2 separate regions of the Mus musculus genome follow, and region 1 is linked to region 2. Evidence: chromatin loops called from intact Hi-C (ENCODE). Cell type or tissue: heart. All regions are shown on one strand. Each heading gives the region's core, and the rest is flanking DNA. Links, peaks and the distances in the headings are about the cores only.

Region 1 (11,199 bases), core at 3,200-11,199, 570 kb after region 2:
CCTGGCTGAGAAAAACAGCAAAGGCTTGAGGGGCACTGAGGGCCTGGTGGAGACACTGGGTCTGAGGGAACACTGAAGGGACACTCAAGGCCTGAGGGGTCACTGAGAGCCTCAGAGCGGCTCAGCAGAAAGACCCTTCTCTCCATCTGCTCCTGTGGCAACTGTGTCCTGGCTAAAGAGAAGGCTCCTCTTGAACCAGACACCCAGCCATAGCGCTTCAGGCTGCACCAGTAGCTGCCTGGAGGAAGCGACTGTCATTAGTACTGTGACCGGCTTGGAACATGGTGTATTTTTGAAGGCATTGTTGGGAAGGCCAGCATCGGGGTAAGCCTGTCCCTAGGCCAGGCGCCTGGCTGGAGCCCCACTGGGCCTGGCGTGTCAGCGATCTCAGGATAGCACAGAGAGGAGGGTGACAAAATTTTTCCACTGCAGACACTGAGCTCAGGGGGGAGACTGGCCAGGGAGGGCCTGAGCCCCATCCAGACGGCCTTGGCCTGGGAACGGCCCGCCATGCCCTGCCTTCCACATGGAAGTACAGGAAAAATCCAGGCCGGACCCCAAGAGAGCTTCATACAAAGAGATGGAGGGCGTGCAGGAGGACATCCGTGGCCGCTTGTCTATCCCTGTCCAGTCCATCCTGTATGGCCAGCTTGTTCTCAGTATAGATGTGGATGCTGCCCCTGAGCAGCTCTGGTTGGCCAGGAAAGACCTAGGGAAGAAACTGAAGCAGGGCTGGGGAGAGCCCAGTGCCACTCAGTCACTACATCTCAGGTCATGTGACTAGTCTCTACTCAGACTACATTATCTCAGGTCATGTGACTATTCCACAGAGTCTCCTTCTTTTATGAGGCATGGAACCCACACCAGTTTTTATTACTAGTGAGTTGTTTTCGACAGTACCTCACTTTGGATCCCAAGCCGGCCTTGAACTTGTGATCTTCCTGCCCCAGTACTGAGTATAAGTATGAGCCATCACATGAAGCGTGATACAGCTTTCAGCCACTTTGAAGAATTAAACGGTACATGAGGAGTCAGGCTAGGGTCAGAAGCACACAGTTTCTTAGGGCTGCACCAGCCACAGCTGCTCCCGCCTCGGCCTCCCAACCCCTCTGCCAATCCCAGGATGTGGGGGTGGCAGCCACCAGACTCCACTTACAATATAGCTAAACTAATCCCATCTCCTACCTGAGCCAGATTCTCAGAGAGACCCTATTGCCGAGCCTGGGGACAGGGTCACAGAAGACATGAGGCTATGGAGTCACCAGAAATTCCCTGTGGAGACCTCTTAGGGTCATGTTAACACACACAGCTGACTCAGAGGCTCAGCAGGGTAGCCTCAAGAATCATCGGTACCCGTGTCTAGCCAAAAGCCAGCAATATGTTTCTAGATCCGCCCCTCTGCTGGAAGCCCCAGTAAGGAGTCAATGGATGTAGGCTGGCAGGCAGCAGTCCTGGGAGGTGAGGGCAGAGGGGCAACAGATGAACAGGGCTGGGAACTGATGTACCCGCCTACAGCCTACACCGCCAAGTAGATGTCACCCAGGTTGTACAGCTCAGCCTGAGCCTTCCTTGTGGCAACAAGAACCATCTAACTAGTGCCTGGCTATAATAGACTCCCACCTAGGCCTGAACTCTTAGCCCTCGGGGGTGGGGGTGGGGGTGAAGGGGGTCGGGGGAAGGGGTGGCTTGCTCAAACTGACCCAATGTATCCTGACATGCACAGTGCCACCTCTCCCTGAAATCTGTCCTTTTCATAGGACAATTAGGTAGCTTGAACAAGATCCGATTATCAGTTAGGTTCTATTGTCAGAGCTGTGGTCAGGGCACGCGGCATATCCAGGTGACAGGCAGACTCCAGGAAGCTCACAGCGTAGCCATGGTCATGTGAGTCCCTGCCCACCCCGCTTTGGGCTCTCATCCACCCTCCCCTGAGTGTTTCAGGGATGCAGCTGGTGAAGAAGACAGGAGATATTCAACCTTTGACCCCTCTGGTCAGTAGCCTAGCCCAAGCTGGGAGGCCTTCTTAATCTTTAGGGCTTTAGTGAAAGCAGCTGGTCAGGGGGAGCACTTAAAAGGGAGGGCCACGGGGTAGATGCAGCTGCAGAGGTAAGCAGACCCAGAGAGGCAAGGCTCCCCAGGTCCGCCCTCCTCGCCTACCTCACCTACAGATGGAGCCTTACCTGAGCAATGAGCTCTTCCCACCCCCCACTGAAGCCTGGCTCCAGACGGTCTCCTCAGATCCTGAGGCCCAAGGTTGGGGGGCCTGGGGCAGGACTGAAAAGACCTCCTTGGTGCCAAGGGCTGGGAGTAGAGCAGGAAGTGACAAGGAAGCAGAGGAAAATGAAGATGCGAGCTTCCTTCTCTCCCTGCTGGAACCAGAGAACCTGGCCAAGTCCCCAGTATTCAACCAGGTAGCACCCCGTCACAAACCGTGCAGGAAGGTGTGGACCTGGGCATGGAGGGAGGAGCACAGGTGACTAGGGGCGAAGGAGCCAGTGCTTCAGACCTCAGAGGCCTCTCTGACTAGGGGGAGGTATCCGGGCAGGAGAGGTACCAGGGGCCTTAGCTCCTAGTCCTGGACTATGGCTACAGGAACAACAGGGTGATCTTGGTTATCCCCTAGTAGCTATGGCTTTCTGCCGGCGCTGGCTGGCCACACCTGCCCTCCATTCTAGAGGGGCCTGAAGGCCATCTCAAACTTACTGTGGCGTGGCCAACAGGAGTTGGAGGCCATCAAGCTGAAACTGTGGGCCATGGAGCATGCTGAAGCCCAGCCGGAGCCACCCTGTGTACAGAGAAAGGCCACAGAGGAAGAGAGGGCTGAGGTCAGACAGCTGCTGAGCCCTGAGACCGTAGGTAGGAACCTGGGACTCTCGCCAACCCTGTCCTCAGATGGACAACTGTCCTTCTAAATCCTTGACCACTTAGCTAAGACTCTAAACCCACCTGTGTTCAGTGGAAGAGTACTCGGCATGGGCTGCATATGAGGACAATTGAGGGAATACTCTGAATCGCACCCACAATCCACAGTGTGACCGCGGGAGCCTGGGCGACCTTCCCTGGGGGTCACGAGGAATGGGCTCCTCAATGAGGTCCTCCCGCTAGTTCTGAGGTTCTCTCTCCCTACAGACTGCTTCTTCTCTAGGACCTCCAAGGAAAATGTGGAGGCTGACCACAGATCTGTCTTTGTAGGCAATGTGAGTAGAGAGGGGGGTGGCGTGGTCATAGCCCTCCTAGGGTGTCTGCCCCCAATTAGGGCATTTAGCTGGGCAGACCCCTCCACGACTGGCCTGGGTGGAGCTGGCTATGAGTTTGAGGCAGGAGGCTATGGAGTTGTAAATGCAAGTGTCTCCAAGGCCAAAGTGGGAGGCCTGGTGCAGAGGGAAGGTAAAACCCACGGGGCCGAATAGTGCCCAGGCCTTGACTGTTCATTCAACCGAAGGTGAGGTCAAGCATTCAGGTTTAATGGGCCACATACCCGGCATGTGCTAATTCCTGAGACCCAACCAGCTGTCCACACAGGAAACACTTAACTGTCTCTCAGCACTGAACCCTGGGCAGGAGTGGATACAACTTCAGCCCATGCCCAGCCAGGGGCCAACCAACCTTGGGGGGGGGGTCCCTCCAACCCCTTTCTGCCACAACGCCTCAGCAGGAGGGAGACGGGGATAGCCCAGCACTTATACCAGGTACCCTTTCTGTGAGCAGGTGGATTATGGTGGCTCAGCTGCAGAGCTGGAGGCCTACTTCAGTCCCTGTGGGGAGATTCACCGGGTCACTATCCTGTGCGACAAGTTCTCTGGACACCCCAAGGGGTCAGTGTCGGGCTATGGCAGGCTGGGCAGTGTGGGTGGGGCTGGAGCTAGCCCCTCACTCCTTGCTCCAATGTTCACCACCTCTGTCCTCCCCCAGCTATGCATATATAGAGTTTGCTTCGCACAGATCTGTCAAGGCTGCTGTGGGGCTGGATGAGAGCACCTTCCGAGGTCGGGTCATCAAGGTATGTTTCCCCAGGGGTCTCCATGCGCCTGTGGGCCACCACTGAGCCTTGTGCAATAACTCACAAATCCTCCACCAGGCTCGGAGAGGTTAGAGTGCCTGACCCTTTGTGCATCTTAGCTGGGTGGGCATTAATCAGAGTTAGGAAGTGATGAAAACTCTCAGACCTAGGGTGGGGCTTGGCGTGGGCGGGGCTTGGTGTGGGCGGGGCCTGCCAGAATGGGCCAGGAAGATGCTGGCTATTACCAGGATGTCCTGTGATCACATTTGCATCTGAGAAAAGTTGGAGGGATTATTTCAGCCTAAGTGATACCACAAGTCAGGAGCCCCAAGCCCTGGTCTCAGCCTGGGCCCTGGCTTCAGGCCACCCTGGCAAGAAGGGTACAGACCAGTGTCTTGGAGCATGACATGGGTTCCATCCAGGTACTTCCCAAAAGGACGAACTTCCCAGGCATCAGCTCCACAGACCGTGGAGGGCTGCGGACACACTCGGGCAACAGGGCTGCCTTCCTGCACGGTAGCCTCCATCGAAAAGCTCGGTTAAGAGCCCATGGACGGAGCCGGTAAGTGGGCCCAAGTGGGACTCTGAGTCTGGAGATCTGAGCAGCAAGATTCTTGGAGCCTGACCCTTATGCTGGCTGTAGCCAATCTGCACAGTGTCATGCTAAGGGAAGACTATTGTCCCTCACATGAGCCTTAAAGGTTGGGGCACTTGGCAAGGGGCTGAGGGGGAGGCCTCGTGGCTTCCAGCAGCCTGTGCAGGCTCTGTGTAAGCTTGCTCCCTGCCTGGTGGGGCTACTTGTTCCTGGGCACTAGGACTCTGCAGGCGACAAGCAGCCTCCTCTGGCCTGAAGCATAGGCTAACTAGTATAAACAAGGCTGCAGTTGAGCCCATGTGACAAATTCTAGCCCCAGGCTTCCTTCTCTGGAGTCACCCCCTCAATAAAGCAAAGGCGCCCCCAACAGTTTCTGGGCAGCTCGGTGGTAACTTTAACCCTGATGTTCTCCAGGCCTATCCCCTCTGAAGACAACTGAGCTGCCTTTGTTCTCCCCCACCCCCAACTCTCTGCAGGGGCCATGGAGGAGCACCACAGTGGTTCTCTCCCTACTGAAAGAACAGCCCAGTTTTTAAAGCGGGACCAGGAGTAAACTGCTGTCTCCACTCCCTCCAGATGGGGCTCCTAGCCTGGCAGCCCCCAAGGGCCTTTGAAGGTGCCCAGATCACCAGGTCCCAGTGGGAAGGCACTGGGCAGGGAGGGGAGGGAGGGGAGGAAGGCTCAGGGTATGCTGGGATTGGCATTCTCGAGTACTTTTAAAGAAAAATAGATATGTGTGTTAATAGTAGAATGTAAATTATTAAACTTGAATATATTTTAAGAACATGTGATCAGCCTCATTTCTTGATTCTCCCTCAGATACAGGTTAGCATTGACCCTTTCTCCAAGGCTCCCCACACAGAGGGTGGTAATGGGATATGGCATGAGTCCAGAGGGGGGGCTCTGGCTCTGCCTTCTGATTCAACCAAACTCCAAAACTCCATCGCCATAATTCTTCCTCCATGCCTCAAACTGGCTCTCTAGATACACCAGCACTTCACCTCCATCCTGCTGAAGTTATCTGAGCTGGTCAGGTCAAGAAGCAAAAGTGGGGCCTCTATGCTGAACTCTGAGTGTAAGAAGCAAAAGTGGGCCTTCTATGCTGAACAGTGTCTGTCTGTCTGTCTGTCTGTGTCTGAGGGTGTGTGTGTCTGAGTGTGTGTGGGTCTGAGTGTTTGTATCTCTGTGTGTATGAGTGTATATGTGTGTGTCTGTGAATGTGTGTGTCTGTATGTGTCTGAGTGTATGTGTATGTCTGTGAATATGTTGTGTGTGTGTGTGTGTGTGTGTGTGTGTGTGTGTGTATCTGGCAGACAGGCTACCCTGCTCTGCCACTGTACTCAGGAAGAGAGCTAGCCAGGCCCAGGTCTGCGGATACACACGCTAATCTGCACTTACCACCTTGCTGTATGTTAATGTTATCCTTAAGCCCCAGTAGAGCTGCCTTGCTTCTCCTGCTCCCCGAACCTGGAGAGCTCTGAGAACGAGCTGTGCCCTTTTCTAGGCTCCATCCATGCGTGACCCCCCCCAAGCCATTTTCACATGTCCCCTGTCCTCAGTGGATATCCCACCCCCCAATGCAACCACATCTTCACCTCCAAAGCCCAAAGGCAGCCTGTGACCTTATTGAAAAAAGATCTCTGAAGAAACGTAAGAATTAACTCCAGAGTCAGGTGTAGTAGTGCACACCTTTAATCCCAGCACTCAGGAGGCAGAGACAGGTGGAGCTATGTGAGTCTGAAGCCAGCCTGGTCTACAGAGTGAGCTCTAGCACAGCCGGGGCTACACAGTAAGCTCCTATCATCATCGCCATCACAATAACTACTACTCCAGGAGCATTCCAGACTGCCTGTGGACCACACATCCAACAGCGGGTGAGGCTTGGGACAGCTGTGAACAAGGGAGGCAGAGTCTGAGCTGAGGCTTGCAAAGAGTCGCTGCAGCTCCAGGAGCTGGCCAAGACCTAGAGTAGATTCTCTCTGGGCATGCAGGAAGTAGCCCTGCCCCCAGCTACTGTGTTAACTGGCCAAGGCAAGTTGGCCTGTGGTATCAATACAGTAGCCCCCGTGAGCCTGGACAGCCTTTTTATTTTTTTTTAACCTTTGGAAGCAATTGGTTCCATCCTGACCAGCTAGGAGTGACTGCCACCCAGTGGGCAGATGGTGAACAGCAAATTGGCCCTAGGGTGGCCTTGCGGGAAGCGGGGGGTTGGGGGGGGGGGAGGGTTCCCCAGTATCAAAGTAAGTGACCTGGCAGGGCCCTTGACAAGGATGATGCCTGCTCCTCTTCAATTCCAGCTTCAGGACTTCCAAGTCCCTGGCCTGGGTCTCCTGGCAGGATATTTGCTCCTGAGCCTTGGACATATATACATGCATAAGTGTGTGTGTGTGTGTGTGTGTGTGTGTGTGTGTTTGTGTGTGTATATATATGTATTTTTATATACACATATATATATGCGCCAAGTTTTACACATACATATATAAATACACATATACACACATATACATATATATACATATATGTATATGCCAAGTTCTCTTCTTGGGAAGGACCCGGGAGTTCTTCCTGATAGACCCAGGTCTGTCCAAGCCAAGGACAGAAGGCTGAGGTGCAAACACCCCTCAGCACAGCGTCTACACAGTAGTGAGAACCCTACCAGCCCTGCAGTCTCTGCCGTGAGCATTGTCAATGGCAAGCCACAGTTTCCCCTCTCAGAGTAAGGCGCCCTGGACCCAGGTCTGTAGAAGGACAGTACCAGAAGGGAAGACAGGCAGCTGATGGCCCTACAGACTACCTGCAGCAAATCACAAGCTAACCAGAGCCACCATCTTGGCTCCGGGGTGGACAGCCTGCCTCTTAACAGGCAGGCGGTGACCATGGTCTCCGAGGCCAACCTCAGGGTGGAATTCACCTGCAAGCCTGATGCCCACACCCAGGCGAGCAGAGCACATTATAAGCTTTCTTTGCTGAGCTTGATAGTGAGAAGACTCAATGTTCTCACACACAGTGCTCTTACACATAATCTGTCAGAAAACCCAAACAGGAGAGAGCTCTATGTTATTGCCTCACATGAAAAGCTGACGCAAGGGGGCTGGTGAGATGGCTCAGCAGGTAAGAGCACCCGACTGCTCTTCCGAAGGTCCTGAGTTCAAATCCCAGCAACCACATGGTGGCTTACAACCATCCCTAATGAGATCTGACTCCCTCTTCTGGTGTGTCTGAAGACAGCTACAGTGACTTACATATAATAAATAAATAAATCTTAAAAGAAAGAAAGAAAGAAAAGCTGACGCAAGCCGTCCAGGGCTGGTTCATCAGCCCAGACTTAGGCCCCTTTTGCTCCCTCATCTCGTCGTCTTGCTCTCAAGAGGGAGACCTAACCTCCCGCTTCCAGGCAGGAAGAGAGCAGAGAGCCTCGAGTGTTCTACACACCAGCCAGACCTACTTTTAAAGTATCTTTCCTGCAGGTTCCTCCCAGAACCACCTTTTACACATTGTAACTGCCTGTCCTGGTATGAAGAGGAAAGGGGGAGGGTAGCAACCGGCATTGAGCCAAGTTTCTCCAGGAAACCTGAGGCTCACTCTGTGAGGAGGGAAGACTGGGGCATAAGATGCAGTTTCCAGGGCAGCTAATACTCAGGGAGGGTGACCTCCCAAGATCCCACCTGACTGGTGCTCCTTCCTTCCCTTGCCAAACCCAACCCCCCACTAAAGGCTTTAACCAAGTCCATCTGGGCTCTGTCCATGTCAGTCAGCTGCATGTTGAACTTCTCAAAGCAACTTCATTTCTCACTTTTATCGATCAGGTGGGTGGTCTGGCTTCTCTTCGTACTGCATTTTGTAATAACCTTGTGCTCTTGGAGAGAAGCCCTGAGATGCAGAGATGGACTCTCTCCCACTCCACCCAGCTCACGTGGACAAATCCCAGCCTGCTGGGCCCAGGCATGAGACACTCTACAGCGAAGGGGAGGTCCTTGGCTGAGGACTTGGGGAAGCCAGAGACTCTGAAGACAGCATGGAGCCATGACAGCTAAAGGGGACTCAGGCTCAGGACAGGTCCTCTTGGCCTCTGCCTCTCCTAGGACACCAGTATTTAGCTACGCTGCCCGGAGGCATGGAAGAGCCAGCTTCAGGCACCACCTCCACACAGCCACAGGACTTCTGAGGAGAGCCTGGTTTGTCCCTGGGGATGCATGGCCTAGGAGCAGCACTGGGGACCTTGCTGGTCTCCATGCTCACAGACAGGAAAGGCTCCTGGAGGTTCTCCTCTGCGACATGGGAGACACGCTTTGCTGCTGTGTCCCACAGAGCTTTACACCTCTTACCACCCCCTGAGGCTAGCGCTGGGCACAGCACTGGGCTAAGGCTAGCAATGAATGGCAGATCCAGAACGTCGAGGGCCCTTGCCCAAGAAGGAAGGTGTGTGTCTGTCCGCCCTGGATCGTCTCTATTCTCTGAAGCTGGCTCTCGGCTCCCCATACCCTACACCCTTCTGAACCACCCACCTGCTCAGACAATGGAGGCCCACAGTCTCCTATCACAGCATCCTCCCCTATACCACCCAGCTGTGGTCACAGCCCCTACATCACTCTAGAGTCTCTGAGACCAGCTAGCTGGTCCTCAGCTGAGCCCTCTCTGCTGACACAGGACAACGTAGATCTCATCTTGTGAGGCCTTTAGTAGAAAAGCACAGGGGACACAGCCCTGCCCACAGGGTACACTCAGGGAGCAGAAAGGGAATAAATAAGTATCATCCAACAGGGGTGAACGCAGGCTTCTCTTCTGAACGACTGAGGCAGGCAGAGGTCCCCACTCAGCACACCTGGATCATCATGGAAGTCACCATGGTATCAAAGGCCCTGAGAAGAGAATCCAGATTTAGAGCAGGACGGGCTATGGCCCTGCCCGACCGGATCCTCGGGATTCTGGAGCTTTCCTAGGGTTCAGGGAAGCAGACTTTGTACCCACCATGCCAGGCAGTGACACCCACCACCCTTGCACAGCCTCCACAGGCCTCTTATTCCACAGATTTCCACAGCATGTCTCCCACGGTAAGGTCCACAGGGAGCAGGCAGGGATAAGCAATGAGCCCCACGAGCAGGCAGTGCTGTCTTTGCCCTGTATGGCTTAGGGACACCTGGGTTCTCTGTCTTAGGATCTAGGTGGACCCAAAATACTTGATGTCTCGGCTAAAGGAAGGTGCCACTCAAGGGCCTGCTTGAGCCACCTGTCAACTGAAAGCAACTCCTTGGGAACAGTCCCTGAAAAAGAAAATTCTGGGGCTGGAGAGATGGCTCAGCGGTTAAGAGCACTGACTGCTCTTCCGAAGGAAGGTACTGAGTTCAAATCCCAACCATTTATCATGAGATCTGATGCCCTCTTCTGGGGTGCCTGAAGTTAGCTACAGTGTACTTACATATACTAAATAAATAAATCTTTAAAAAAAAGAAAAGAAAAAGAAAGAAAAGAAAGAAAGAAAATTCTGGAAGCAGGTTTGCAGTGCCTGCATATGAAGTCCATGCCCCCTGATGAGGCACCTGCATGAGGTCCATCCAGCTGGAAGGGAGACACCCAAGCCAACACAAAAGGCACGCCAAGCAACAGGAGGACATTGCCTCCGAAAAGGGTATGCCACAGCATGAGCCCTTGCTGAGCCTTCTCTAGGTCCTCAGGTACCCACAGACACACCTGGGAGGTCAGATGGGTGAGCCTTGGCCCAATCTGCCCATACACACAGAGGTCTGTGTCAGCGCTACGTTAGAAAAATGGGGCTGACTGCTTTGAAATAGTGGCCTTGGGACAGGGCTCCTACGTGGTTCCCTTGCTTTCCTAATGACCATGTTATCAAAAAGCAGGTCCCACCTTGACTGGATGCGGTCTCCCGGGTTGTAGAAGGGGTTGCACATCACATCTGTGTAAGAGTTATGCAGCTTCCGGAACATCTAAAAGAAGAGCAAACGAAGCCGGGCAGTGGTGGCAAATGCCTTTAATCCCAGCACTTGGGAGGCAGAGGCAGGCGGATTTCTGAGTTCGAGGCCAGCCTGGGCTACAGAGTGAGTTCCAGGATAGCCAAGGCTATACAGAGAAACCCTGTCTCAAAAAACAAACAAACAAACAAACAAAAAGTAGAAGAGCAAACGAACACCGGTTAGATGAACGCACTCATGGGGCTGTTGCAGGCTTTTGCCTTCCCAGTGCGGAAAGTGAGGGGCAGATACCCACCTCAGCCCTCTGCACTTACACTGCGGATCTCGTTGTCCCGAAGGGCTGTATTGGAGGAATCCACGACCATGACAAATTTCACCTTGGAATTGGTCACATACCCATATCTGCACGGCTGGTTAAGGAACAAGCCTTGGCACAGAGGCTGTGTGACTGCATACGACACACACCGCATCACAATCAAGAGCCTGCAAGACCTTTGTGAACACTCATTTCAGAGAAGCCTAATACCTGGAGTCAGAGGAAGTGCCAGGCTTGGGTGGCTTGGCAGGAACCATGCAGGTGTGCACCTGAACTGGGGAACAGCCCAGCCTCCTTTTGAACTGATCCTGGGCTTGGGATGTTAACTTTTGCCATCAGTGTTAACACAGTGACTGCAACA
Region 2 (11,311 bases), core at 1,226-9,225:
TGTTGTCCTTTATAATACTTGTCTTGGGGGCTGGAGAGATGGCTCAGCAGTTAAGAGCACTGACTGCTCTTCCAGAGGTCCTGAGTTCAATTCCCAGCAACCACACGGTGGCTCACAACCATCTGTAATGAGATCTGATGCCCTCTTCTGGTGTGTCTGAAGACAGCTACAGTGTGCTCACATAAAATAAATAAGTAAATAAATCTTTAAACAAAAATACTTGCCTTGGTCATGGTGTCTGTTCACAACAGTAAAACCCTCACTAAGACACTAGGCAATATCCTAGAGCCCCTGGAGGTCCACAGCCCCTTTCCCAAATGTCACTGTGAAACACATAGTTTTGTTGTTGTTTGTTTTTGTTTTAAGAGTTAGCTTCTTTTGAGACAGGGTCTTACTATGCAGCTCTGGATGGCCTAAAACTCTCTATGTAGCTCAAACTGGCCTAAAATTTGCTGTGATCTGCCAGCCTCTGCCTTCCCCATGATACAGGTTCATATCACCCTACCCAACCTGTTTTGTGTGCTTTTTTTTTTAGATTTATTCATCTAATTTTATGTGTGTATTTTATTTTTTGCCTACACATATATATGTGTACCATGTGTGTGCCTTGTGCCCACAGAGATAAGACAGCATTACGCCGGGTGTGGTGGTGCACGCCTTTAATCCCAGCACTGGGGGGCAGAGGCAGGCAGATTTCTGAGTTCGAGGCCAGCCTGGTATACAAAGTGAGTTCCAGGACATCCAGGGCTACACAGAGAAACCCTGTCTCGAAAATCAAAAAAAAAAAAAAAAAAAAAAAAAAAAAAAAGACAGCATTGGATTTCCCCAGAACTGAATTTATAGATGGCTGTAAGCTACTATGTGGATATTAGGAACTGAACCCTGAGTTGGGCAGGGGTGGTGCACACCTTTAAACCCAGCACTTGGGAGGCAGAGGCAGGTGGATCTCTGTGAGTTTGAGGCCAGCCTGGTCTAAGAGTGAGTTCCAGAACAGCCAGGGCTACACTGAGAAATCTCGTCTTGAAAAACCAAAAAAAAAAAAAAAAAAAAAACAAACCCCAAAAAAGAAGAAGAACAACCAGCCCTGGTCCTCTCCAAGAGCAACAACTACTCTTAATCACTGGGCCCACTCTCCAACCCCTGGCTTGTGTTTGTGATTTTTTGTTTTTTGTTTTTTTGAGACATGATCTCACTATGTGGCTCTGACTGTCTTGAAACTCACTCTGTATACCAGGCTGGCCTCAAACTCAAAGAGACCCACCTGCCTCAGCTTCTCAGGTGCTGGGATTTAAGGCCTGTACCACTGTGGCTGGAGTCATTTCTATTTTCAAACAGGGCCTTTCCATTATCCTAGATGGAGCATGACGTCATTATGAGATCCAGGATGGCCTCAAGCCTTCAGTGACCCTTTAGCCTCAGCCTCCCAAGTCATGGGGTTACAAAGTGGAAGCAAGGACACCCAGCATCATGTGCTAATTGACTCGGGTGTGTGACATCCATGTTCTAAGTCACCTGCCACCCATCAGCTCTGCTTCACTCTAACACCATCCACTCCCAGTCACAGCTATTCCAAAGCCAGTCAGTCCAGGAAGTTCCCTTGGAAAGCTCAGGGAATGGCCCCTCCCTAAGGCCGGTGCTCAATCCATCGCTCAACAAGGGGATACAAGCTTCTCAGAAGGCGGCCACGGAATGGGCAGGATGGATTGTCCTCCCTCTCTGGCCCCACCCACTCTGTACCTGGCGCAGATTTCTCATGATACACTTACTGAATGGATAAAGGCACAGGTTTGGGCTGGCTGAGGCAGCCTCTCCAGCTCTCTATGGCAGGGCTAGGCAGCTTCCAGGGAAAGGACTTTAATCTTTAGTCTGAGGACACTTACAGCCTGTCTAGGAAACTCATCCCCACTGTAGGTGCTGGGGAGGGGTGGAACACTTGAAAGAGGTCCCAGATACCTCAGGAGCCCCCTGCCATACTTGGAGCCACCCTGCCCACCTCTCTCCTCTTCTCTCTCCATGGGAAGACAAAATGGGATTCCTTTCTCCCGAAGAAGCAAAGCCATCTCTGCCAGGTCTAAAGGTGGCCCTAGAGTCTGTATGCCTCAGGGATCAAGGGTGCTGGTGGAAGGGCCATTGGAGGGATGACCCAATGGGCAAGTGATTGGCCTGCAGGATAGGAGGAAGGGACAGTTAGCTAGCTGTAGAGTGACCATGCTCTGGCCGCTGCGTGGTAAGGAGCTGGCAAGAGGTCTTCAGGTATTCCAGTGACGTCAGAGGGATGGGACACTTTGGAATGGCCATGCACCGTACTCCCACATGCTGTGTGACCTCCACGAAGAAATGAGAGAGGCAATGGGACACTTGGAAGGGAGCCTGGAGGATGCTCAAGAGGACATTCCTGGTGTAAAGCCACCCTCACCTCAGCTTGTCAGCTGGGATCCAGGGAGGGGACTTGGATCCCTCCCTCAGACATATGGCTAGAGAGTCGGGAAACCTCAGAATCCCCCAGACAAAGCCAAACTCTGACCTTCATGAACCCTGGGATCTAGGGACCAGGACACTTTCCTGTCCCTCTTACACTCTCTTTTGCTGAAACTGTGTGGGTCCTAAGATACTCCACTGAGAAGCTGAGGCCAGAAGAAGACAGGATCCATGGTTGAGCAGGTGGAAAGGTCCCCCCCCCCCGGGGTCTGGAAGCCCCTGACCCTTGCGGGCATCTCGATAGGGGGTCACCCACTCACCCGTCGATGACCGGTGTGGTTCTCATGATAGCCACTGCCTGGTCCCGGAATGAGTCCGAAGCACAGATGGCCAGCAGAGACCAGAACCACCAGATGATCACCATTTCAAGGTCCCCAGGGATCTGCTTCCACAGCGGCTTTGGCACCTCCGTGCCTATGCACAGAACAGAAAAAAATGTCTAAGGGCCAGATGGAGCTGCTGTGCCTGATCAGGAGAAAGGACAGAGGCCTTTGGTCCGGGTAATTAAGACGGAGTCCAGTTTACAACTTCCAGTGTTCAATGAGTAACTACTCCATTCCCTTTCAGGATAGGCAGCGCAGATGATACCACACTGGGCGTTGCTGTGTTGGCCAGGTAGAAGCTTAGGAAGAAACTGGCATTCTAGACCCCAAGACAGACTCAGAAGGGGCTAGCGCAAAGCAGTTTGCTTATCATCTGGCTTGCTGGTGCATCTGCCCCTGGAGGCTTGGTACCTTTATAACATCTAATAAGGGTCCTCCTAGCTGGGCAGTGGTGGCACATACCTTTAATCCCAGCACTTGGGAGGCAGAGGCAGGTGGATTTCTGAGTTCAAGGCCTCAGGGCTATACAGAGAAACTCTGCCTCGGAAAAAAAAAAAAAAAAAAAGAAAAGAAATAAAAAAATAAAATAAATAAAGGTCCTCCCTGTGCCTATCCGCCTCCAGGCACCAAGGCCTCTTTTTCCTTCTGATCCAGAAAGGAAAGGTCTTAGTCAGCTGTATTTCCTTGGCAGATGTCTGAGCCCCCCCCCCCCCAGCCTGAGGTCCCCCCCTGCTGAGAGCACATCAATGATTGCTGGGGAGGCTGGGTCAGGTAGCAGCCGTCAGCATATCTTATATGTCATCTTCCCAGCTCCCATTGTGCCTGGCAAAGAAGCCCCAAGAATCCTGAGTCCCAGGAAGAGACACTGTCCTTGTAGCTCTGTGGTATCTGGGTCAGGTGACCATACACACTCAACCCTGTGACCCACTGTTGTAGACAAGATGGCCACGAAGGCCTCCTGCTCTACTCTGTCAGCTGCCATTTTCCCTGGGTTGGGTTTGCAGTGCTCTGTGTCTGTGTTTTAAGGCGGGTGGGTGTGTGACAGGAAAGAACTTGTCACTTCTGGGTAGGATGTGTCTGAGATATTGCAACCCATTGTAACCCAGGCTGGACTGGAATTTGTGGTAATCCTGCTGTCTTTGCTGCTGCCCACCCCCCCCCCCCAAGATCTGGGTTTACAGGCATGGCCGCCACACCCTGCTGCTTTTTTTTTTTAATTAATTTATTTATTATATGTAAGTACACTGTAGCTATCTTCAGGCACTCCAAAAGAGGGCGTCAGATCTCGTTACAGTTGGGAAGAGCAGTCAGTGCTCTTAACCACTGAGCCATCTCTCCAGTCCCCACCCTGCTGCTTTCACTACAGTTTTTAAATCGGTATCCTTCCTCAACCCCTTCAATTAGACATAACAATTATTTCTTTGTTACTCCTTTGGTAGCGCTTTCTCTCCTTGTTTAGCAGCCTTATGTAATTCCCTCCCAGAATCCTTAGTGCCTAAATCATGTTCCACAACATCCCCTTAGGAGCAGCACCCGCTGGGTTCATCTGTTCTCTCTTCTTCTTCTTCTTCTTTTTTTTTTCGAGACAGGGTTTCTCTGTGTAGCCCTGGCTGTCCTGGAACTCACTCTGTAGACCAAGCTGGCCTCAAACTCAGAAATCCACCTGCCTCTGCCTCCCAAGTGCTGGGATTAAAGGTGTGCACTACCACACACACCCGGCCTGTTCTCTCTTCTTATCATTTCTCTTGGGATATTTATTTTGCTTGTTTGCAATTTTGCATTTTTTTTTTTTGTACAGGATTTCTCAGTGTAATCTTGGAACTTTATTTCGTGGACCAGGCTGGCCTTGAACTCGGGGGCTCTGCCTCCTGGGTGCTTGGGATCAAAGGTATGCACCACCACTGCCCAGCTTGGCCTTGAACTCTTACTCATGCGATCCAAGTACCAGGATTGTATAAGCACACCACCACGCCCAGCTCGGATTGTTGAAAACTGCTTTTCAAATGTCTCCGGTCATCTCTGTGCTGGTTGGAAAGCCCTAAAGGAGCTGGGGATTGGCGCTCAGTATTGCAGCCTTTGCCTAGACTGCATCAAGCTAGAGCTCCACTCCTGCTTCAGATGTGGAAAGCACAAAAGCAGAATAGTGTAGTCTCCCCTCCCCTAGCCTGAAACCTGCTTGCTCAGGGGTGGAGCTTCCTGCTCATTCGTTCTGCCACGCCCACTGCTGGAACCTGCGGAGCCACACACGTGCACCTTTCTACTGGACCAGAGATTATTCGGCGGGAATCGGGTCCCCTCCCCCTTCCTTCATAACTAGTGTCGCAACAATAAAATTTGAGCCTTGATCAGAGTAACTGTCTTGGCTACATTCTTTTCTCTCGCCACCTAGCCCCTCTTCTCTTCCAGGTTTCCAAAATGCCTTTCCAGGCTAGAACCCAGGTTGTGGTCTGCTGGCCGGACACAACAGAATAGTGTGCCTTGGAGCTCCCGGTTCGAATCCCGCTTCATCAACTGTAGGTAGGTCGATCTGGGATTTTATGAGCTGCTCACATTTCTCAAAATTGAGAAGTCCTTGTGTCGCCTTCTTTTCTTAAGTAGAAAAAGCCAACCTTCCTAATGCTGGGACCCTTTAAATACAGTTCTTCATGGTGTGGTGACTCCCAACCATAAAACTATTTTCATTGCTACTTCCTAACTGTAGTTTTGCTGCTGTGATGAATCGTATTGTACATACCTGGTGTGCAGGATATCTGATACGTGACCCCCGTGAAAGGGTCGTTTGACCCACATGCTGGGAACCACTGAGTCAGAGGACTCAGAACTGAGCCTTTGGGAGAGGGCGAGACACTGACTTGCTCATACATAGAACTTCTATAATCCTGCACTTGGGAGGCTGAGGTCGGACAGTGGCACATTTGAGGCTAGCCTAGGCTGCAGAGTAAAACCTTTGTCTTTAAAAGCTGTGTCTTAGTCGGGCATGGTGGCACACGCCTTTAATCCCAGCACTCGGGAGACAGAGGCAGGTGGATTTCTGAGTTTGAGGCCAGCTTGGTCTACAGAGTGAGTTCCAGGACAGCCAGGGCTACACAGAGAAACCCTGACTCGAAAAACCAAAAAAAAAAAAAGCAGTGTCTTCCCGTTTGTTCTGAACTTTTGATTGGCCCAGGTCCTCCCACTGGGTGGCGCTCCCACACTCTCCCGGTCTTTCAGGCTCCTCACACCACAGCCTCCTCCCTCCCAAGCGCTCTCATCTGGCTTCGCCTCCTCCAGGATCCCTAGCTGCCAGCTTGGAGCCTACGGCTTCCACTTATTATCTGTGCTTTAACTGTTCCTCCGTTTTGGCTTAGCCTCGTACTTGATTAGGACAGGTCTTCACAACAGCCTCTGGCAGTGGGTGTGCAGGGACCACATTTCTGAGCTTTTGCAAGCCTGCATTATGTCTATTCAGCTTTCAGACCAGGTCAACGGTTTGCTGGATGTGCAGTTCTGGGTTGTAAACCATTTCCCCATGAGCTTGAAGGCTCCAAAGTCTGTCTCACTTGAGCTGTTGATAGGAACGTCGTCGTCGGGTCAGCCGCATATAAATAATAATAAAATCATAATATTTTGTTACCCCAGTCCTTTGCAGACGGCATGTTTTTTTCTTTTCTGGGGAGTGGTAGCCTCCTCCTGATATCAGTTCTGTGATTTCTCAGTGAATTACATGTTTGTCATTGAGTTCTTTTTGTTGTTGTTGTTGTTTTTGTTTTTGTTTTTTTGAGGCAGGGTTTCTCTGTGTAGCCCAGCTGGCCTCGAACTCAGAAATCCGCCTGCCTCTCTGCCTCTAAGTGCTGGGATTAAAGGCATGTGCCACCACTGCCTGGAGAGGGCTTTTTGTTTGTTTGTTTGTTTGTTTTCCCATTTCTAAAGGCAGGGTCTCCTGCATCCTCCAATTTACTAGCTGAGTGTAACCCTGAACTTGTGATCTTCTGGCCTCCTACTGCCTGGTGTGGGGCACACCTAATTATATGTGGAAGATAGACTAGAGCCCTGGCGCCTCGTGAACGCTAGAGAAGACTCTGCCAGTTCAGGTACATCTCTAGCTCCCTGTCTTATGGACACTTTCATACATACATATGTGACGCTTTGTTCTCGTGTGCCCCCTCTGCCCGTCCCCGCCCTCTTCACTTATCTTGCGGGTGTGTCTATGTGTAGGTGGAAGTGTGCTTGTTTGTAAGTGGGCTAGCCCACACGGCTACTTTGTCTTTGGAATGTGTGGGATTGGACTCTGGCTTTGTGCACGCTAAGCTAGAGGACCGCCTTTGATAGTGCTTCTCGGGAACAGGGTTTGGGAGACAGGATCTCTCTTTGGGAACCGGGATTTACGGATTTGGCTAGGTTGGCTGGCCCAAGAGCTCCGGGGATCTGCCTGTCTCTGTCTCTCCCATACAGCTTTTTTTTTTTTTTTAAGATTTATTTATTTATTATATGTAAGTACACTGTAGCTCTCTTCAGACACTCCAGAAGAGGGCATCAGATCTCATTACAGATGGTTGTGAGCCACCATGTGGTTGCTGGGATTTGAACTCAGGAAGAGCAGTCAGCACTCTTAACCATTGAGCGATCACACCAGCCCCCCCCCGCCCCAGCTTTTTTACATGAGCATCAGGGAACAAACTCATGTACTCAATTCATGCCTCTGTGGCAAGTATTTTACCTCTGAACTATCTCGCCACACCCTACTTTTCATTTTGAGGGGTGCCTAGGCTGGCCTTGAACTTTCAATCCTCCTACCTAGGCTCACACCCCATGCCCTGCCTCATTTCAGGTGTGCGTGTATGTGTGTGTGCGTTTCGTGTGTGTGTGTGTGTGTGTGTGTGTATGTGTGTCCATGCGTTTATGTGTCTGCATGCATTTGTGTGTGTATGTGTGTGTGTGCATGCATGCATTTGTGTGTGTGTTTTCTTTTTCTATGTCCCTGGGTGACTTCCTCTCTTTGTCTTCATGTTGTATCTCAGAAATTATATATTCAGCTTCCCAAGACTGGCTTCTTGTTCTCCCCTTGGCACTCAGCTTTGCTTGCGAAAGCCACTTCCCTCTGCAGCGACACTATTTTCTTTTGTTCCCTTTGGTTCGCTGAATGGACTCCAGCCTCTGTTTTCCCATTTCCGGACTTTCCACGGCACTGACAGTGTCCCTTGACCAGCAATCCCCGTTGCTCCTCTACCTGATGTTTAAGAGTAGAGAGGCAGCAGCTGAGTGGGTGGGGCAGGGCGGGGCAGGGCTGTGTGGGACTGGAAATTGCACTGACAGGCAACAAGAGCTTGCCCCAACATCGAGGTTCTCCAAGTGAACCAGGAGCACTGTTGAGAAAAGCTATCCTGGTTCTGGAAGACTTCTGCCTCGGGGTGGGGTGGGGTGTCTCTCAGTGGCTTCCTCCTGCCTTGACTAGGGTATAGTTCTCTCTGACTCCCTCTGTCTCTCTCTCTCTCTCTGTCTCTCTCGAATCTCATCCAGGGCATTTCAGAATCCCACTGTCAACCAACGCCAACCCCAGCTGTCTGTGACATCTCTGCTGGGTTAGGGAGCCTCCCTACAAACTCTTTGCAAACACTCTCCACAGGGCTCCCTTTGGAGTGCACCTGATACCGTGTGATGTTGGCATGGCCCCACTGAGGGACCAGTTAACAGCCTAGGTGCATAGACAGCCCCAGGTCAGAAGCCAGGTGGCTGGCTTCATTGGGCCAGCCAGCTTTTCTTTTTACATTTTTATTTGATGTGTGTGTGTGTGTGTGTGTGTGTGTGTGTGTTTCAGACACTGCTTTCTGCCTGCCTTGGTGATTGCTTCTCAAGAGATCCATACCCAACACTGGCCTCAAGTATCGCTTTCAAACTAACAGTTGGCCTTGAACCACATCCCTTTATTCTATGTATAGGATGGTGTTACTCACTAGAAAAACACGCTTACTTGCCAAAAGCAGAAAGAACACAGTAAAAATAAACACATGCTACCTAAACAGTGTTCTTCAACTCCAACCAGAGTCAGAGAGGATGCCATGGAGCAATCAGTAAACCATATTCCAAACCCCTAAAAAATGTGCTACATTGAGCAGGGTGCCTCAATGGGCCTGCAGTTACCAAGTCCTGACACAGAAGACCCGGGAATAAATCGCTAACCGGAATTTATCACAGATCCTTCTACCAAGGCTCCTTGGGATACGGGACCTTAGGAGGCTGCCTCTAAGCAGCCTCTTGTAACTTGAGACCCAAATGGGCTAATTTGACCTTGGTCCTGCCACCAGCCATCCATGGGGCAGTAGAGACAACTGCACTGCAGCACATAGACCTCAGACCTATGATCTCATGCCCTCCATAATCACAAGTCACAGCGCATGTCCAAACACAGGGACATCTCAACACACTGGTTGGGTGGCATCCCCGAACAGTAAGAACATACTCCACATGTATGCCTGTAAATCTACACGTTACACACTACATGTTACACAGGTACTCCCTCATAAACACCATCTTCAGTAGACATGTACATACATGTAGACATGTATGAGCATACATATCCACATCTGAACGTGACTCTCTGTACAGAGGGATCCACGCAGACACGGACCTGCCCGGGTCCCACATGCTCACGCTGGTCACCACGGACAGAAACACTTGGGCATTCCCAAACAAAGAGCTCCAAACACATGGATGTGCTTTGGAATCCATATGTGGACTTTTCCACACATATTAAGCAGATACTCAGATGCCCAGACAACTGTAGACACATGTGTCCACATAGGCCTATCATCTGTCAGGACATACACTCTCCATATGGCCCCTGCCACACTTACCGGTGGCCCGGGGGTGGATGCGCCCAGCCACTCGGGTACCACCCAGTTCTATGCCTTCTTGGGTGTCTACAATGCTGCCTTCAGTTTCATATGACTACTTGTGGGGTCTCGAAACTAGAGCCCCCAGCGAGGGCTTCTGGCGAGGCTATATGGAGCAGTAGCTTGCCCATCATCTATCCGTATGCCTTTTCCCCAGGGGGACGTCACTGGGTCACCAGTGGCTCAGCAGACCAGTCTGTCTCCCAACTGTATACCAGGCTGACATCTGCACAGAGATCCCTCAGACCTCTAGATTTTCAGGACCAACAGCCAAACCTTCACCCTGACCTCTGTCCCCAAAGCCTAGCTCCTCAGGGGCTGTGCCATATGACGTTGCAGGCCACCTGAAGAGTAGTTCTTCCTTCTGACACCTCCAGTCCATCCCCAGGTGTGACTTCTTCATATCTCCCCTCACCCTGCCTATGAGTCCCACATAGCTCCTAGTTTTCTACCCCACAGGGTCATCTTTCTCATTTATCACCCCAGCTTTCAATGCCCTGCCTGCATTAAAACAGGGTCCCGCTTTTAGCTTCATCTTCACCCTCCCCCACACCAGACTGGGCATCCAGAGGGAACACTTTTTTTCTGCCTGCCCCTCCGTGTCTATCATCTGAACACCCTCGCCTCACAGAGCCTCTCCCTTCAAGGTGTTGCTCGACGACGACATCCTCCACATTGAGGTCCTGTTTGCGGTCTATCCGTAAGTTTCCTCTGCTCTCAGGATCTTTTCTACCCAGGAGTGGAAAGGGCTTTCTGTCCCTCATTACGGCTTGGCCTCCACCCACTGCTACTTCCCAGCACCCCAACACTCACCACGAGCACACGCGGGTCAGGGGTGCCAATGTGGCTTCAGTCCTGTGGCTGACACCCAGAGAGACGGGACAGCCTGCTCCTGAGTCCTCCAGCTTTGAAGGGCCACCTCTTTAAAAGGGAAACTCCCCGGGGCTCCACAGAGTGCCAAGGAGAGCAGACAGGACTAATGTATCACACATGTCAGCTGTTCCTCGTCTCCGAAAGGCACGCAAGCCCTCAGTAACGCAGAGCATCCGGTGGGGTCCGGGTCTCTGGGTCAGCCGTCTGGGGAATGATAGGCCTTTGGGGCCATAGCCAGTAACCTGAGCTCTCCAGCGCAGAGGTCGAATGAGTTAACATTTACCAGGCTAACAGAGTTAGGGAGCCACAAGAGGAGTTTGGGCTGTGGTCTCAAAGTATGTACACACTCTTGAGTTTATTCTGCTGAGCTCAATATCCTGAGGTGGCCTTGGGATCTGGAGTCACATATTTTCCTCCGTCTTCTGACCGGTCCCCTTATCACTCCCCTCATTACTGAAGTGAAAATGACCCGTGCTTCCCAGTTGGGACAGCCAGTTCCCCAACCCAGGAATGAGCCAGCACTGTTAGGCCCACCCCTGGGAGCCCTTGGATCCATTGTTCCAACAAGGAGGGTTGATCTCTCTCCATCCTCACCATAAGGAGAAACAACAGCAACCTCAGATTGGAATGTTCTCTGGCAGAACAACAGGCCTTTCGAAACTGTGGGAGGGTCTGGTGCCTCTCTGTAAGCGGGAGGCAGGGCTTCTCTGTGGCTTTAAGATTCTGTGGAAGCAGACAGCAGGGTGGTCCCGGTGGTAAGACAGAAGG

What was found. Peaks named below come from ENCODE experiments on the same cell type or tissue, not always from the same donor. Only the 100,000 strongest peaks of a DNase experiment are listed, where the experiment ranks them.
Region 1: a loop joins it to region 2, with 2.3 times the contacts of the local background. A loop is called at or near these places in 3 of 42 quality-filtered maps.

The regions. Positions count from the first base shown.
Region 1 is chr8:122,613,646-122,624,844 of GRCm38, reverse strand. Trappc2l (trafficking protein particle complex 2-like) reads right to left here. Exons shown (of 5, transcript NM_021502.2): 3 at 10,837-10,924; 4 at 10,458-10,537; 5 at 9,254-9,454. The coding sequence ends at 9,409. Pabpn1l (poly(A)binding protein nuclear 1-like) reads left to right here and starts at 2,110. Exons shown (of 7, transcript NM_001007462.1): 1 at 2,110-2,411; 2 at 2,721-2,856; 3 at 3,130-3,197; 4 at 3,709-3,815; 5 at 3,913-4,000; 6 at 4,423-4,562; 7 at 5,072-5,374. The coding sequence starts at 2,169. The coding sequence ends at 5,111. Mir6396 (microRNA 6396) reads left to right here and starts at 2,470; the gene lies at 2,470-2,580. In heart, for the core only: a CTCF peak has its summit at 6,735 (motif pointing left); DNase peaks (open chromatin) are centred at 6,535, 6,754 and 8,554; H3K27ac peaks cover 1,580 bases.
Region 2 is chr8:123,185,614-123,196,924 of GRCm38, reverse strand. Dpep1 (dipeptidase 1) reads right to left here and starts at 10,690. Exons shown (of 11, transcript NM_007876.2): 1 at 10,484-10,690; 2 at 2,739-2,892. The coding sequence starts at 2,842. In heart, for the core only: a CTCF peak has its summit at 5,987 (motif pointing right); a DNase peak (open chromatin) is centred at 6,054; H3K4me3 peaks cover 307 bases; H3K27ac peaks cover 273 bases; H3K27me3 peaks cover 175 bases.